Linked DNA regions of Homo sapiens: region 2 is linked to region 1. A link is a loop called in an ENCODE intact Hi-C map of the cell type or tissue named here. Cell type or tissue: OCI-LY7. All regions are shown on one strand. Each heading gives the region's core, and the rest is flanking DNA. Links, peaks and the distances in the headings are about the cores only.

The links. Hi-C counts contacts between places; a loop is a spot of excess contacts. Peaks named below come from ENCODE experiments on the same cell type or tissue, not always from the same donor. Only the 100,000 strongest peaks of a DNase experiment are listed, where the experiment ranks them.
Region 2: a loop joins it to region 1, with 2.1 times the contacts of the local background. A loop is called at or near these places in 1 of 110 quality-filtered maps.

What each region holds. Positions count from the first base shown.
Region 1 is chr3:23,336,833-23,341,872 of GRCh38, reverse strand. All of the region lies in intron 3 of UBE2E2 (ubiquitin conjugating enzyme E2 E2), which reads right to left. Among named protein-coding and RNA genes, the nearest start is that of UBE2E2, 140 kb to the right of the region's middle. In OCI-LY7, for the core only: a CTCF peak has its summit at 2,278; no DNase peak of the experiment used is centred there; H3K4me3 peaks cover 890 bases; H3K27ac peaks cover 1,381 bases.
Region 2 is chr3:23,798,307-23,803,346 of GRCh38, reverse strand. No RefSeq gene overlaps it. Among named protein-coding and RNA genes, the nearest start is that of UBE2E1, 5.1 kb to the left of the region's middle. In OCI-LY7, for the core only: CTCF peaks have their summits at 2,221 and 2,425; a DNase peak (open chromatin) is centred at 2,436.

The DNA.
Region 1 (5,040 bases), core at 1,107-3,606:
TTCTCATTGATTCCTTTTCAGAACTAAGATAAACTGATACACAGCTAGCTGACTGCTGTTTACTTTTCACAAAGAAAAAATTGGCCAGATACTTTTGCAAGCAAATAGTTTGATCAATTACTACACTATTAAAATTACTAAAGTATTTTTAGAAAAAAAAAAGAACGAGAAGAAGGAAGTGAAAGAAAAGAGGGGAAATGATTATGCTTTAGAATACAGTTTATGCAGATAAGAGTAGCTGTGGGAGACACAGTTTTAAAATGCTACCTTTAATTTCTGTTCACAGCTGTCAGCTGGATAAGATGCTCAAATGCAGACCCTAAACCTAAGCTTACCTACACTCAAACCTTTAGCTTGTGGTCTTGAAGATTCTAGGTGAAGACACAACTAGAAAAACATATACTGTATTTATAACTACCAGAGTTCATATGTCCAAAATGAGACCTACAATGCCCTCAAGTAGAATCTCAATAGTGTGGCTTTGGGTAAATTTATCTAATTATACTTCAGTTTCTTCATCCACACAATGTGGATAAGATGAGTACTTAAACAACTGTAAAGATTAAATGAGTTAATGGGTTCCTGTCTGGCATACAGGAAGTGCTCTATAAAAGTTCATCATTGTTACTATAAGGAACATCACCACCAATAAGATAATTTGTTGCTTCCCAGTCTGCTCTTTAGGTCTGTAGTCTTACCTCCAATATTTAATGCTGCAGTTGGGTGAAAAAAATAGACTTTTAGGCTATTAGCAAGACTTACACCTTTTCAATGCAAGGCTCCTGATTCTGTGAGCATAAACTTCTTGGAACCATGGTCTGCATTTCAAAAGAAACATTCATCATTTTTGTGGCAAAGATCATTTGATGTACTCACTTATATAAGCAGAATTTCTAAGGAATCTAAAACTCTCCCACTGGTGTTGGTGCCTCATTCCTGGTGGGGGGAGTACGAAAACAAAGTGTAGGAATTGAGGAAACACAACAGAAGGATGAAAGTATATTGCTTGAATAGAAGGCAAAGAAATGGTTTATATACCGACTTTAAAGATCCTACTTAACATGACCATCCTTTTCACATGTTTCTGACTTTCAGTATTTCAGAGTTAACAAACACACCTATTGCTCCCAGCATTCAGTCTTCCCTGTTTTGACTGACTTACAGGCTACATCAGGAAATTTATTTCTAATGCAGTCCAAGAAGGGTTTCCAGGGCTAAAGATTTCTTTTTTCTTGTTTTAAAATAATTCCCACTATGGACCCACTCAGCATCTTTTTCTTTAAAAAAATTAAATGGTTTTCACGTGTCTTTTTAGAATGTCTCTGTTTAACATTTTAAAACATGTATTTTAGTGTAGTTAAGCACATTTATTTAAAGGATTAGGTGTGACTGTGTGCTTCATAATGGCAACCTGTAATTATTTTTATAATCATCAACTGTTCAGATTTCATATTTATATTTTCCAGAGCATGACAGGCACTTGCTTCACAAGAAGAAAAAAATATAGTGCATAGTAGATGCAAATTATTTTTCCTCACTTTTCCATAACCAATTTATAAATACTCTGTATTTTAGCTAAAAATTTAATGTAAATAAATGTTAAAAACTGTGCATTCTGAAAACATGATTATCAAACAGGCAAAAAGAAAAAATTTTAAAGAGTAATGGCTCTTTACAATTCAGTAGAATATATACATCTTTTATTCATTACAGTATTGTGGGAAAATCTGGAGCCTGACATACAGACACAGGTTAAAATGTCACCTCCAATATAGGTTAACTACGTAGGTCCTGGCAAAACAGTTAAGCTTCTAGGCTTCAGCTTATCCATGTATTAAATGGGAGTTAACAACTGAAAATTCACAGTATTATCCAAATATTTAAAGACTTTAAATGTTTTCCCTCTTTTCATCCTAACTCTTTTTCTCTAAATATTTCAGTATTTCCCGTTATTCCTGACAATTAAAAATAAACTAAAACAAACATAAAATTAATCACTCTGACTACTTTGATTATTTTAAATCAGGTTAAAATGAATCCATTTCTAGAAGTGCAATTACTGTATTTCAAGAAAATATTTTAAAGACACATCTTGCTAACACAATAAAAATACATCTGTTCCCAAGACAATGTTTAAGAGAATGGGAAGATTTAAAAAAAAATCCTCAAGTGAAGTAAATACTCAGGAATCAAAATTTAAACATAACATAATTATAAAGTCAAATTTAATAAAACCAACCCCACCATATCATCTCCTCTTCCCTTCATTAAATTAAAGAAAACATTTAACTAGGGTCTCTAAGTTTTTGTAATTTTTTAATTCTTAATCTTGAAATAATTTCAGACTTTACAAAGCATTACACAAAGAATTCCCATATCCCTTTCACCCAGCTTCCCCAAACATTAACATCTTATATAACCACAGTACAATTATCTAAATCAGGAAACTAATACTGATATTATTCTATTAACTGATCTATAAACCTTATTCAAATTTTGTTAATTGTCCTACTAATATCTTCCTTCTAGTCCAGTGTTTGATCCAAATACCACACTGCATTTAGTTATCAGATCTCTTTGGTTTCCTTTAATCTGGCACAGTTGCTTAGTTCATATTTCATAATCTTGACACTTTCTAAAAATCTAGTCAATAATTTGTAGCATGGCCCTCAATTTGGGTTTGATGTTTTCTATGATTAAATTCAGGATATGCATTTTGTCAAGAATACCACAAAAGTAATGTTGTGTCGTTCTCAGTACATCATATCAGAAAATGCATGATATCCATGTCTCATTATTAGTATGTCTACTTTGATTAGTTGGTTAAGAAGATGTCCATTTTCTCCACTGTAAGGTTACTATGATTCCTTTATAATTATAGTAAATATCTTTTAGTGAGATCTTTTTGTGACTGTAAATATCCTGTTTATAACCATCTTACATTGTCCACTAACTGTTCTCACCTAAAACAATTATTACTGTAGTGTTTCTTTTCAAATGGTAATTTCCTATATCAATGACTCTTCATTTACTAATTGGAATTCCATGGCAAGAAAGTGTGTTCCTTTCTCCCGTTTGAATTTACTTAATTATATCTGGATACCACTTTTTATTTTATGGGTTATGGCCCATTATTATAGTGCTCAAAGTGTCCCTAATTTGGCCACTGAGAGCTCCTTAGAGTTGGCTCATACATTCTTTTGACATGCTCCCATCATTTTTTGAACATTTTGCCACTTTCATCCTGTACTTCCCCAGTCCCAGTCCCAGTCCCCAATTCAGTTTTTCCAAGGAACTCTGGTTCCTTTTATTGGTGCCTGGCACTTAAACCCAAGATCTGGTACTGGGTGTATTGACTGGAGCTATGATGTCACTGCTTCTAGGCCCTCTCATGAACAGAAGTAAGAAATATATAAGGCATACATGTACACATACACATATATGCAACCTTCTCTTTATCTCCATTCATTCATACTGATATCTCAAATTCTAATCCAAGGTTCATTATAGATTCCCCTTTACCTTATTTCTAGCTCTTTTTTTCTGATGTTAAAAAAATTAACTCTTAATATCCACCACATATTTAGTTGCTTAATCTTAAACTACACATAAAGTTGTTTCAGAATTGCTAACTCACCTAAATTTTGTCAAGTTTTTAATGAGCCAGTTAGACTGCACATTTTGATCATAAAATGCACAAATAACATGCCCACCCACACAAATACAACCACTGGAAGTGTACCAACAAATACTTCCAGTTTTACCCATCTTGGTGATAGCAACACCAGGAAGAAATCTTAAGTAATCTTTTCTCATGGTTTGCAAGTCTTGTTTATTATACTTCCCAGGTAGCTCTCAGACTGCCCACTTTTCTCCCTCAAGGTACCACATCTTTCAGTCAAGTTGCCGCCACAGCCTTTGGTCATCTCCCCACATCCAATTTTGCTTCCCTCCAATCTCCAGGGGCTTAGCCTTTAAATAGACAAACTAATCACTCTACTTTCACTCATTTTGATGGCTTTCTCTATATGTCAGATAAAGTCTAAAATCCTCAGCGTAGCCTAAAATACACTGCATGATCTAACTCCTACCAATCTTTATAGCTTCAAGTCACTCAATATTCTCTACATTCCACCTATATTAACCTTTTTGAATTCTTCTTTCATACTCCAGTTCTTGCACATACTGTTCCCACTAAACTATAAGTACTCCTTCTCCCTACATCCCCGCCTTAGTCCTGCTAACTCTTATATATCATTCAAGTCTTCACTTAAATATTATTCCTCAGTAAAGTTGTCCCTGAACTCCCAGTCTGGGTTAGACTCCTATGTGAAATCGTCCTAAAGCACACAGCATCTCTCAATGACAATTTGTGCTAAACTCATCTGTAATTCATCAAGTAGGCCTTCCCAGCTAGATTATCAATTCCTTAAGGACAAGGACTTTGTATTGCACACTGTTACATCCCAGTGCTCGACACAGGGTACAGCACAGAAACAGGGCCGAATTAGTACTGAATGAATGCCTAAATGAATAAATGAACCAAAAGATATTATCGAAAATTAGCTAGATATAGTGACTGACAACTACCAGCAATACATAGAAACTACACTTTCTATAATTTTTATGGATGTGAAGACTTCTGGATCCTTTCTGCTGCATTATATTGCCTAGCTAATGCTGAAAATATAACTATAAAGTAGTAATCAGCTGAATTTTTTTTTTTTTTTTTTGAGACAGGCTCTCACTCTGTTGCCCAGGCTGGAGTGCAGTAGCATGATCTCGGCTCACTGCAATCTCTGCTTCCCAGGCTCAAGTGATCCTCTCACCTCAAGACTCCCAAGTAGCTGGGACAACAGGCATGTGCCAACACACTGGCTAATTTTTCTATTTTTTGTAGAGATGGGGTTTCATCATGTTGCCCAGACTGGTCTCAAACTCCTGAGCTGAACTGATCCACCCGCCTCAGTCTCCCAAAGTGCTGGGATTACAGGCATGCAACACCGCACCCGGCCAATCAGCCAAATTCTTATCCAGCAA
Region 2 (5,040 bases), core at 1,483-3,982, 460 kb before region 1:
CAGAAAAGAGGACATGGGGTTTTTATAACTTAGAATTGATGAAAATATAAGAAACCTTCCAGGAGAAACATATACTCAAGGAATCATAGTATTTTATGCCTAGAAGGGGCCTAAGATATCTTCTAGTTCACACTCTTCATGTTACAGATAAAGAAATCAAAGCAAAGAAAGTTATGTTGGCCGGTATGTTGGCCGGGCGTGGTGGCTCATGCCTGTAATCCCAGCACTTTGAGAGGCCAAAGCAGGTGGAACACGAGGTCAGGAGATTGAGACCATCCTGGCCAAGATGGTGAAACCCCGTCTCTACTAAAAATACAAAAATTATCTAGGCTTGGTGACATGTGCCTGGAATCCCAGCTACTCGGGAGGCTGAGGCAAGAGAATCTCTTGAACCAGCGAGTCTTGATTGGAGGTTGCAGTGAGCCGAGATCGCGCCACTGCACTTCAGCCTGGGGACAGAGCAAGACTCTGTCTCAAAAAAAAAAAAAAAAAAAAAAAAAAAAAAGCCAGTATGTCTTATCCAAGGTCATGCAGTAAGTTGGTGGCAAAATTGTTGTTATGACCCATGCTATCCACAGATGATCTTGTCAGTTCTGGCAATATTGGAGTGGGAGAAGAGCCTCAATTACATTGCAGAAAAATGTATTAAATATAAAAGGGCCGGGTGCAGTGGCTCACGCCTGTAATTCCAGCACTTTGGGAGGCCAAGGCAGGCAGACTCCTTGAGCCCAGGAGTTCAAGACCAGCCTGGGCAACATGGCAAGACTGTCTCTACAAAAAATGCAAAAATTAGCCAGGCCTGGTGGCACATGCCTGTGGTCCCAGATACTTGGGAGGTTGAGGTGGGAGAATCACCTGAGCCCCAGAGGTTGAGGCTGCAGTGAGCTGTGATTGTGCCACTGTACTCCAACCTGGGTGGTGGGAGTGAGACCCTGTCTCAAAATAAGTAAATAAATAAAATAAATATAGTAGTCTCTGATAATATTTTCGAGAATATATTAACAATCAAGACAGCTGGGAAAGTGGGAACATGGAAGCAAGCTAAGGGAATCACTGAATTTGTAACATGGTTGCTTGAACTAATGACTGCTATTGAAGTTCCCCAACCCCACCCTCATCCTGAGAATAGTCCTCATTATTTATTTATTTTGCCTATATGGATATATTTTAAATAGATAATACATTTTCATGCTATATTATTCTAAAGAAACCAGAGAGTATGCCACGAAAATATCTTTCTGCCCCTTCCCCCACCCCTAATTTCCTTTGGAGAAAGCAGTTTTCGGTTGTAGTCTATGCATGTGTAAAGCAAATGCATACATATGCACTGAATGCTTTGATAGTAATGCTCAATTTACATTTTAGAAAACCAGCCAGTCACAGAAGCCCAAGTAGTATTACACTGTGACATCCTGTGGACTTTGAGAAAGTGGGCTCCAGTTTTTATTAATACCTATTCCTGGTTTTCAGAATGACCCAACTCTCCTTCAAGTCATCTTTAGTGTATCAAGTACATTTAAGTAGAAACACTTGAAGATCAAGGTGCTAGTTGATCCCTAGGAGGTGAAATAATACAGTTGAAAGAGGGAGACTTGGTTTAACTTTTTGACTTGTTGCTTACACTGAAATTCAAGTATTTCATAAAGATTCTCTTTGGCCAATTTCATGTCCAAAGAATTGTCAAGCAAGTTAACGTTGGTTAATATAGTTTTTTAACTTACCTTATTGCTGAATAGAAAGGATTTCCTTTGCTGGGCGTGGTGGCTCACACTGGTAATCCCAGCACTTTGGGAGGCTGAGGTGGGCGGATCACCTGAGGTCAGGAGTTTGAGACCACCCTGGCCAACATGGTGAAACCCCGTCTCTACTAAAAATACAAAAATTAGCTGGGTGTGGTGATGAGTGCCTGTAATCCCAGCTACTCGGGAGGCTGAGGCAGGAGAATCTCTTGAACCCAGGAGACAGAGGTTGCAGTGAGCCGAGATCATGCCATTGCACTCCAGCCTTGGTGACAGAGTGAGACTCCATAAAAAAAAAAAAGAAAAAGAAAAGATTTCCTTTTTCCATCCAAAGAAAAAAAAATCTTGTGTTTGCAACTTATAAAGAATTTATATAAAGCCTTTCTGGGAAAAATGGACTCACTGGATTTCAATCGACTTGTTTCATTTTATAATTCTCCTTTGGCTGAAAAATCCATTCCTTGTAAGAAAGATAAGGAAAGTTCAAAAACAAGGGTCGATTCCATAAAGACGAATGTGATCTGGGGCATTTACCTTCAATTTGGGTCATTTTTCCATAGGCCTTTTAAAAAAAATAAAATAGCACTGATCCCATTGAAGGGCCCTAAGCACTATCGTACTTTATTGGCCTGAATGTTGCTAACACAGGAAGGTAGGACAGAGCTAAATTATTTTTTTCTACCACATGGAGGCATTGAACAACCATGTGATTTTCAAAATTTATCAAGACTTGGTAAGAGTCTAATGTTGTCTCAGGCAAGGGCAAAAAGGTTGATTTGATGTCCACAAAAGGATAGTGATTAGTATGAAAGTACTCTTCTCAGTTTATAATGTAGCATCTCCTCTGTAGGACCTATTTTTTAAACAAACTAGCCTTCTTCAACTTTCTATACATTGATCACACAAGAATAGACTATATTAGAATATGTAGGATTATAATTTGAGCAGTTTGGTTCATTAGTCTCTGAAACCTTTTCCTGAATTGAACACTCTTCCAGTTTACTGAAATTTGGAGGAATAAAATAGTAGGGAATAAATATTTTTATTTCATGTTCTTAATTATCTATTGTGAAACTTTTAAAAAATATCAACTTCTCCACAGTTCCATGGTGTGGCAAATCTATAGTCAAGGATCCAATTTGAATCCAAAATTTACCTCAATAATTGTAAACCCCAGAAGCAATTGGCAGCAAAGATACCAATCTCGACTTGCTAAGCCTACAGGACAAGTTCTGTCTTTGCCACTGATTGAACTCATGGCTGTGCCTCAAATAAATTAATCAACAAATATTTATTAATTAGTCTGTGTAGGCTAAGTACAGTGCTAAGTGCTATGACAGATGTAAAAAGTTGTTTCTTTTTTTTCTTTTCTTTTTAGAGACAGGGTCTTGCTCTGTCACCCAGGCTAGAGTGAAGTGGCTCAATCATAGCTCGCTGTAACCTCAAACTCCTGGGATCAAGCAATCCTCTTGCTTTGGCCTCCCCAGTGGAGTCACTGGGATTACAGGCATGAGCTACCACACTGGACCCAAGATGTAAAGAGTTCCAAGAGGTACCCTCTGGCCTCCAGTAAGGACCAGAGGAAAAGGGATTAGAGCTGAGCCTAGAACGACAAGTAGGGCTTGGGAAAATGAAGAGACATTCTCAGGTATTGAAATGACGTTGAAAATGATGTGGAAAAACATCAGACCTGAAATAGACTATTATTAAAATATAAAATTACATATATATAAATTATAAACTGTAAAATATATTATCAAAATAGTATTTTATTAGAAACAAAAAGAAACTGGCCTTTATTCTTTAAAAGCATCACTGGCATGAAAGACAAGGAAAAATTGAGACTTTAGATTAAAGGAGACTAAAGAAGCACAAGAACTAAATATAATATGTGATCCTGATCAGACACTGTACTGAACGGCAAAAAAATTATGAAGAACAGAATTGGGTCAATTGAAAAAATTAGAGTATGGAAGTTAGATTAAAGTATTGTATCAATGTTAAATTTCCTGAAGTTGATAACTATATGAAGAATATTTTTGCTTTTGGGAAATAGACACTGAGCTATGAAGGTGTAAAGGCACGTGATATCTGCAAACTATTTCAAAGAGTTAAAAAATGTTACTAATTGGTAAATCTGGGTAAAGGGTATATGGACGTTTTCTGTATTATTTTTGTGACTTTTCCATAAGTTCAAAACTTAAAAAATATAAATATGTAGTTACCTCAGAGGAAATGAAACGGAGTGGAATGAAGGAGAGATTGCTAACTCATTACATATTTCTGTATCATTTCTTAAAATAAATGTGCATTACTTTAGTATACTTTTAAAATCCAACCACTGAATCTTTAAAGAACAAAAAATATCTATGGAAGCAGAAAAATGCAGAAAGCGATTAGGAAGACCATGAATAGACTAATTTGGTTGAAAGACTCAGAAAACTAAGTGAACAGAGAGGAAGAAGGATGAAAAGTAGGTACCAAGAGCTTGTGGAGGGGCTCAACAGTGAGCTAAGAAGCCTGGATTTCATTACAGGATAAAAAGTACAAGGGATAAACATTACAGGCATTTTAGCCTCTGGGTATTTTAAGAAGATTAGTTTGATAGAAAAGCCAGAAAGGAGTCAAGGAAACCAAGGAAAGACGCCATTGAGGAAGTCTAGGCTTGGGGAAGCAGCTCCTAATTCCTAATTCTCCGTACTTATTTTAATTAATCACTGTTTAATGTTGAAGCTCTGGGAATCTAAGTCCCATGTTAGAGAATTTGTCTGCTTAGAACTGTTTTTAGAACAGTGCTTGGCCCTTAGTAGGCATGCAAGAAAAAGTTAACCAAGGTAGGGAATGAAAGATATCCTTGCCTTTAGTACTATTCCTTTCTTTCTCTTTTCCCCATCTCTTCTGATGTTCCGTGATTCATGCATACATGATTACACCATCAAGCAGTTGACAAGGAACGTGTGGGTGGGTGTTGTTCACTGAAAGAGGGTGGGTGACCCCAAGGTGAAGCCTAAAGTGACCGCCACCCCCCAACCCCCAGCATTGTAAGGAATTAAAGCCTTGACATCAGAGTCACAGAATTCCAAACCGGAAGAACTCTAGAGACCATCAGGTGTTCCCCGTTCTTTTGACAGTTGAAGACACTAAGGTGCAGGAAGAAAGGATGAGTTTTCTGAGGTCAGGCAAGTAGGTAGCAGCAGAACCGAGACCTTTCCCTTGAGGGAACCAAAGTTGACTATGGGGACTTGTGGAATCCACATCTCTATACTTCAAGCATGGAGCAGCAGGCAGGGACTACAGAAGC